Regions from separate parts of the Homo sapiens genome. Here region 2 is linked to region 1. Evidence: read pairs that join two places in POLR2A ChIA-PET (ENCODE). Cell type or tissue: PC-3. All regions are shown on one strand. Region 1 overlaps PTPN13 (protein tyrosine phosphatase non-receptor type 13). Region 2 has its middle 30 kb from the start of MIR4452.

Region 1 (4,000 bases):
AGGTTTGTTATATAAACACGTGACAGGGGTTTGTATACATACTATTTTGTCAAGCAGGTATTAAGCCCAGTACACAACAGTTATCTTTTTTGTTCCTCTCCTTCCTCCCACTCTCCCCACTCAAGTAGACCCCAGTATCAGTTGTTTCCTTCTTTGTGTTCAGAAGTTCTTATCATTTAGCTCCCACTTACAAGTGAGAACATGTGGTATTTGGTTTTCTGTTCCTGCATTAGTTTGCTAAGGATAATAGCCTCCACCTCTATCCATGTTCCCACAAAAGACATGATCTCATTCTTTTTTATGGCTGTATAGTATTCCATTGTGTATATGTACCACATTTTCTTTATACAATCTGTCATTCTGAACATTTAGGTTGATTCCATTCTTTGCTATTGTAAATAGTGCTGCCGTGAACATTCGTGTGTATGTGTCTTTACGGTAGAGTGATTTATATTCCTATGGGTATATACCCAGTAATGGGATTGCTGGGTCTAATGGTAGTTCTGCTTTTAGCTCTTTGAGGAATCTCCATATCGTTTTCCACAATGATTGAACTAATTTGCTCTCCCAACAGTGTGTAAGTGTTCCCTTTTCTCTGCAACCTCGTCAGCATCTGTAATTTTTTTACTTTTTAATAATAGCCATTCTGACTGTTGTGAGATGGTATCTCATTGTGGTTCTGATTTGCATTTCTGTAATGATCAGTGATATGAAGCTTTTTTCAATGCTTGTAGGCTGCATGTATATCTTCTTTTAAGGGTGTCTTTCATGTGCTTTGCCCACTTTTTAATAGAGTTGTTTGTTTTTCTTTTGTAAATTTAAGTTCCCTGTAGATGCTGGGTATTAGACCTTTGTCAGATGCATAGTTTGCAAATATTTTATCCCATTTTGTAGGTTGTCTGTTTACTCTGTTTTTCTAATGAAGCAAAAGCATGTGGGGATGAACAACAAAAGTAAGCCAATATTGAATTGCACTAAGCTCAGTGTTGAATTGAGGGAGAATGTGTTTTAGAAGTGACTTTTCTCTATGCATCTAATTTGGAACCTATGAGTAGTTACTATTATGCCCACTTTAGCCAATTGAAAACTCTTGCTTTTAATATAAACAACTGAAATAGAGATAACACCTGAAGAAGCACTGGGATATGTGTTAACAATTGATTTACAGCCCATTTGGTTTGGATTTTTAAATTTTAAAACATATTCAAGCGAAATTAAATCATTTTGGGAGCCTTATGTTAATTTTCTTGATAAGGAACCTCAAAAATGTCAAGGTTATGAGAGAATCCTAATTTTGATTGTTTCCAGATTTTATTCAAGGAAACATTAAGGCCGCCATATTTGTCAAATCTATGTTTAAGGGGTAAACTGTCTTTTTTTTCATACTTCATGGGGAGAAAAAGCCCATGTGGTATTCATAGCATCTGAGTTAGATATAGGTTTAGGTGAAAGAAAAATATTTCAGGAAGTAGATTGTTAGTTGTATGTATGTATTATCTAATGTTAAGTTGCTAAACTCTATTTCTTTTAACTAGTTCCATCTTTTTTCTGCCCACTTAAATACATATTAGCTTAAAATACTGTCCAAATTCCTATTCACTTGCAGAACACACTCTGATAATATCCCTAACATGCTGGTACGTAATCAGGAGTCTTGTTTTCTTCTTTAGGTCACACATTTGTAAAATCTATGAATAGTGCTGTATTTGTACATATTGCATGCTTCTTGACAAAAGTTTCTATTCCCTTTAGCTAGAATAAAATGGCAAAACAGATCCAGAGAGTGCTATTGATTTGTACCATAGTGGGATGGGGGGAGATTAACAGGAAATTATGAGTCAGATGCAGCAGAATGAGTAATTTTTTTATACTGAGCTATCAAAAGCGTCTTTCAGTGACCAAAAAGGGCATTCAAAGTAGTTTCCAAAGAGAATTTCTAAGCCTTTTTATGTACTAGCTTTTGAAGTAAGTTTATACGTAGTACATTCCCACTGCTTCTGTGCCTCTCTGCTTGTTGAGGTAACCTTTGTTTCTGACTCCAAACAGAGTTGTTTTTGTTTTTGATTTTTGTCTCAAACTTTGCAGTTTTTATAGAAGTTTTGGTTAGATATCATATTTGGAGAGATAACAATGATAATTATTTTGCTACCTTTTAGTAGCTCTGCTGTAAAATAATTTTAGCTAAAAGACTGTAATATTTTATGAAAATAACAGGTTTGAGTTTAAATGTGCAGATTCAAGGTCTTATTATTATCTTTGACCCTCCCCTTAAGTGAGAGAGGGCCATAAAATTACATTCAGTTATTGACTTTACAGGTAATCATTGAGCACCTGCCATGTACTAGGTGCTTTCAGATACTGGAGATAGAGTTGTGAACAACACAGAAAGTCCCTTGAGGGAAATGAGAAGTAGCCAATAAACCATGAAAAAGCAAGTAAATAATATACTGCCATATAATGATGGTGCCTTGAAGAAAAATAAGGCTACTTAAGGGGATAGGGAGAACGGGGAGTAATGTCCAAATTCTGTTTTATATAGGTAGTATGATCAGTTTCATTACTAGAACAAGAGGCTCCTAACACCCAAGAGACTTCAAGGGTTTTAGGAGCTCTTTGTCAGGAACTGGGGACAAAGATCATATATGTATTTCCTTCCCTTCCCCTCTCCCTCTCCCCCGCTCCCTCCCCCTCTCCCTCCCCCTCCCCTTCCCCCTTCCCCCTTCCCCTCTTTTCTCCTTTCCTCTCCTCTCTTCTGTCACCCAGGATGGAGTGCAGTAATACCATCCCAGCTCACTGCAGCCTCAACCCCCTTACCCCCAGGCTCAATCAATTCTACACCTCAGCCTCCTGAGTAGCCAGGACTACAGGTGTGTGCCACCATGGCCAGCTAATTTGTTGTATTTTTTTGTAGAGACAGGGTTTCACCATGTTGCCCAGGCTGGTCTCGAACTCCTGGACTCAAGCGATCCAACCGCCTTCACCTCCCAAAGTGCTGGGATTGCAGGCATGAGCCACCATGCCCAGCCTATATATTTCTTCATACCATACTGTGTAATGTAAAGATTCTTCTGAGATGGGAAAATAAAATTTGTTTAAACTCTTGCAACCTTACTTAAAATGAAATTTGCTTGATTAGCCTTAAAACAATTGTTTTCCTCCCAATCCTCACCTGTCTCCTCTTTTCTATATAGCAGACAATATGAAACACCCTTTGAAGGCAACTTAATTAATCAAGAGATCATGCTAAAACGGCAAGAGGAAGAACTGATGCAGCTACAAGCCAAAATGGCCCTTAGACAGTCTCGGTTGAGCCTATATCCAGGAGACACAATCAAAGCGTCCATGCTTGACATCACCAGGGATCCGTTAAGAGAAATTGCCCTAGAAACAGCCATGACTCAAAGAAAACTGAGGGTAAGTTGATTCTCAGGTTACTACACATCTAAACCTGCTCTCACAGGGAACTCTTGGGCAAAGTACTTTTAAAAATTGCTACAGGTATCCATCTAAAGTTACCTGTAGATGAAACTGAAATCCCATATTCATTTCCACTGGGATTAAATATCTTTTTGGTTGATTTTAAAATAAACATTTAGCTATTTTCATTATTTTATCTAAAAAATAACTTAGATGAATTTAGAGTGTCCTAACTATATACTTTAAAAGTATATTCATAATCCTTAAAGTTAACTAGCTATCTTCATTATTGTGGGGGATTATTTTTTCATATTAAGAAATTTATTATTCCATATATTGAGAAGATCAGACATGGAAAGTTCAAGGTTAATTCCAAAGTTCAAGAATGTTATCAAGTGCATTTCATCTTGCTGCTCTGTGATTCTCAGAATTTTAGTAATAATTCACTTTCTGGTTAAAAGAGGACTCCATTAGCTCCAAACATCATATCCTCACATTTACAGTATCCAAAGACAGGAAGGACCAAGTCTGTATCTTGTATCTTGTGGGTGGATATTTTTATGTATCTGTTCTTCTAGTTGAT
Region 2 (4,000 bases), 210 kb before region 1:
GTATTTCAAAATAGCTAGAAAAGAAAATTTGTACTATTTCCAACACAAACAAAAGATGAATGTTTGAGGTGATGGATATCCCAGGTACCCTGATTTGATCATTACACATTGTATACAGGTATCAAAATACCACATGTACCCCAAAAATGTGACAACTATTATACATCAATTTTTTTTTATTTTAAAAACAGGTTTCGGCTGGGTGTGGTGGCTCATGCCTGTAATCCCAACATTTTGGGAGGCCAAGGTGAGTGGATTACATGAGCTCAGGAGTTCGAGACCAGCCTGGGCAATGTAAGGAGACATTTTGGGAGGCCAAGGTGAGTGGATTGCATGAGCTCAGGAGTTCGAGACCAGCCTGTGCAATGTAGGGAGACCTTGTCTCTACTAAAAATAAAATAAAATAAAAAATCAGCTGGGTGTGGTGGCACATTCCTGTAATCCCAGCTACTCAGGAGGCAGAGGTGGGAGGATGGCTTGAGCACAGGAGGTGAGGTTGCAGTGAGCCATGATCGCACCACTCTGCTCTCCAGCCTGGGCGATAGAACCAGATCTTGTCTTCAAAAAAGAAAAAACAAGGAGGAAAGAAGAAGGAAGAAGAATACAGAAGGAGGAAGAGGAAAGAAGAAGGAAGAAGAATACAGAAGGAGGAGGAGGAGGAAGAGGAAGAAGAAGAAGAACAGGAAGAAGAAGAAGGAGGAGGAGGAGGAGGAGCGGGAGCAGGAGGGGGAGCGAGAGGGAAAGGGGGAGGGGAGAGAGGAAGAGAAAGAAGGAGAAGGAGAAGAAGAAAAGGAAGGAAGGAAGGAAACAAGGAAGGAAGGAAAGAAGGAAGGAAGGAGCAGGAATGAAGGAAAGGAGGGAGGGAACAAGGAAGGAAAGAAGGAAGAAAGGAGAAGAATGAGGAGGAAGGAAAAAGAAGAAGAATTAAAATACAGATTTTAATAACTAAAGTTGATTAATTAATTTTTTTAGAATTCTAATGAAGAAACTGCTGAATTCATGAAACTACTCATCAAGATCAAGCAGAACAAAAATTACATGACATTAAGTAACTGCTGAAGATAATGTTTTTATGACTTTAATTTGAAAGATTTTTGACTCCTAAGTGTTTTGTTTTCCAAATTTAAGGTAACTTTTTTCTTAAGCTATCTATAGTTTAAAGCAATACGGTAAAGCATACTTTTGAGAACAAAGGTGGAAATATTTACTTTTTCTTCTTACTTGATCCCTCCAAAATTTGGAAACTCTTCATGAGTATTCTTATGGCTGTATGGTTATTTGGATAAGTTCAGTAAAAATCTACTTTCTCTTTATAACAGAATACAATTGGAAGCATTGGCTATATTACCAAGGCATTGACTGGAATATCATATTTGAGAACGTGCATAGAATGCCTGGTTTCAAGGGTTTCCAGCCTTATAGTGAGTGAGTAAATATTGTCACTTCCTGGCAGGCCCCAAAAACCTTAAGATGGTAGGTAAAACCTAAAATCTACCTTGGTTTGACTTCCTAGCCTCAAAAGGTTTTAAATCTGAGATTTTCATGTGATCAATATAGAGATAAAAACTTATGTTTCTAAAGAAAAGCTATAATATATGTGTTATTAGACTGTAGCCTTGTGCATTGTTTTTGAGTCCTTGCTATCTACCTACAGACTAGACTATATCCTGAATTCTTCTAGAGTCCTCCAATTCAACTTTCTCCCATGGAATTACTAAAAATGAGACCTCTTTTGTTCTGAAGCCCTGAAAACTAAAACTAGATGAATTTTAAGGGATAAGTTTCATGACTGATGGATGTGTCACACAGAAAGTTAAACAAACCACCTGATGCCATAGCCAGGGACATTGAAACTGCAAACCAGGATAAGAAGTTAATGTCTTCATTCCTCAGACAGCTTTTCCCAAGACCTCAGAACAACCCTCCATATCATAATGAGACTCTTACCTCTCTTAATGCCCACCTTTTTCACTTGGCAAGATAATGGTGACATTAAAAGTTAACAATCAGAACCTTCTGCTGGTAACTTGACAGAACCTATCCTAGAACATCCTTTTTTTCTTTTCTTTTCTTTTTTTTTAGAGATGGGTCCTAATCTGTGATGCAATCATAGCTCCCTTCAGCCTCAAATTCCTGTGCTTAAGCAGTCCTCCCATCTCAGCCTCCCAAGTAGCTAGAACTACAGGCACATACCACTATGCTCAATTTATTTTTTTACTTTTTGTAGAGACAGGATCTCACTATATTGCCCAGGCTGGTCTTGAACTCCTGACCTCAAGTGATCCTCCTGCCTTGGGATCCCAAAGAGTTAGGAATATAGGCATGAACCACCACACCCAAGCAAGGAGATCCTTTAGTCCACCTAGTAGATGACTTTGGCATCATCCCCAGTACAATGATTGATCACTCTCTGCTTTCATTAAATCCAGTCATAAGATATTAGATGACAAAATTGCTCAATATTAACTATTGGCTAATAAGGAGATGTCTGTAGCTATTGCTAATACTACATGCTGTACCTGGGTATATTCCTCTGGGAAAGTTGAGATCCATAAACACAAAAGGAGAAAACAGGCCACATGGTTACAAGTCTTACTTAATTTCCCACAGTAGGATTTCCCACAATCCTACTACTTGATTTATTCAAGTAGTAGCCTTTAAGCCTAGTCCATGACTCAAAACTTTTATACAAACTAAGCTTATTAATTTACTTTGCATTTTCCCTTTTTAAAACCTTATACCTATTGCTTGTTAAGTTTTTGGAGAAGTATGACTCCTGATAGAATAATACTGGCCACGCACTTTGAGATGATAACAAAGACCTATGGAACTGACAAAATTAACTTAACAATGGATTCCAGGTAGCCTTAGCCTGAAAGCCACTCCCTCCTAAGCTCCCTTGTTGCTCAAATGTGGCTAAAAATGTTCTGATACTGACTCCTACTTGCCAACCACTTCCCTCAAACATGGGAAGACCAGACCAAACCAGGACTGGTCTATCCCAGGACTGAAGGACAATCAAACCCTAACTACAGGATGATTCATCAGTGACGCTTTGGAGAAAGATCCTGATCCAAAGGGGGAAATGTGAAAGTTGTCAGAATCAAAATGGAGTCACTAGTGTTAAAAACTAAAAAAATAGACTTGGGGAAAGCCATGAAGACAGAATTCTCACGCACTAAGCCCTCATAACAAGAACTATCACAAAAGGCTCTGAAAAAAACCCACAAATTTGCAGAAAGGTTATCACAACCCTACACACAAAAAATACTTTTGTAAGAACATCTGCCCAGCAACTGCCCTTCCAACCTCAGATTGGCACCACCCTTTGTATTGATCCTTGTAGCCAAAACTAATTATCACAAAACAATTATACAATTGTCATTTTTCCTTTAAAAATCTTTGTCTTCCTTTACCTCTCTGAATATATACATAGTTTACTATGGTATGTATATTTCCATTGCAAAGCCCCATTCCTAAATAAATGTTTTCTTTTAGAGAGTCCCCTCTATTGGTTTTTTAAGTAGACAATAGTGTACTTAAAACACTCTCATACATAATACACCTCTACTCAAGTTTACAAGAAGTAACAATCAATTTTCTATGTGTACATTTACATGTATATTACAGCTTAAATAATATTCAGAAGCATCCACAAACCTACAACTATGATTACTGCTAGGAGGAAGTAAGAGATTATGGCTGTGGTGCTAGTCAAAGAAAAGTTTCATCATTTCTGTGAAGTTTCAATCTGGGGAAAGAAGCATTGTTCATGTATTATTTGTGTAATTCATACTAAGTGTAAAATAATCAATGTGTGTGGGGTTTACTTCTATTTTTGAAAGTGATTATTATTTCAATAGTTTTGGGGGAACAGGTAGTGCTTGGTTACTTGGATAAGTTCTTTAGGTGTGATTTCTGAGATTTTGGTGCACCCATCACCTGAGCAGTGTACACTGTGCCCAATGTGTAGTCTTTTATTCCTCACCCCCACCTCACA

What was found. ChIA-PET counts read pairs that join two places held together with the same protein. Peaks named below come from ENCODE experiments on the same cell type or tissue, not always from the same donor. Only the 100,000 strongest peaks of a DNase experiment are listed, where the experiment ranks them.
Region 2: POLR2A ChIA-PET joins it to region 1 with 23 read pairs; 2 of 35 experiments call an interaction of 5 or more read pairs at or near these places.

Annotation. Positions count from the first base shown.
Region 1 is chr4:86,719,021-86,723,020 of GRCh38, forward strand. It overlaps PTPN13 (protein tyrosine phosphatase non-receptor type 13), which reads left to right. Exons shown (of 48, transcript NM_080683.3): 10 at 3,192-3,414. Among named protein-coding and RNA genes, the nearest start is that of PTPN13, 130 kb to the left of the region's middle. In PC-3, no CTCF peak of the experiment used is centred here; no DNase peak of the experiment used is centred here; H3K27ac peaks cover 360 bases.
Region 2 is chr4:86,511,006-86,515,005 of GRCh38, forward strand. It overlaps a transcript of MAPK10 not described here. Among named protein-coding and RNA genes, the nearest start is that of MIR4452, 30 kb to the right of the region's middle. In PC-3, no CTCF peak of the experiment used is centred here; a DNase peak (open chromatin) is centred at 1,836; H3K4me3 peaks cover 288 bases; H3K27ac peaks cover 2,383 bases.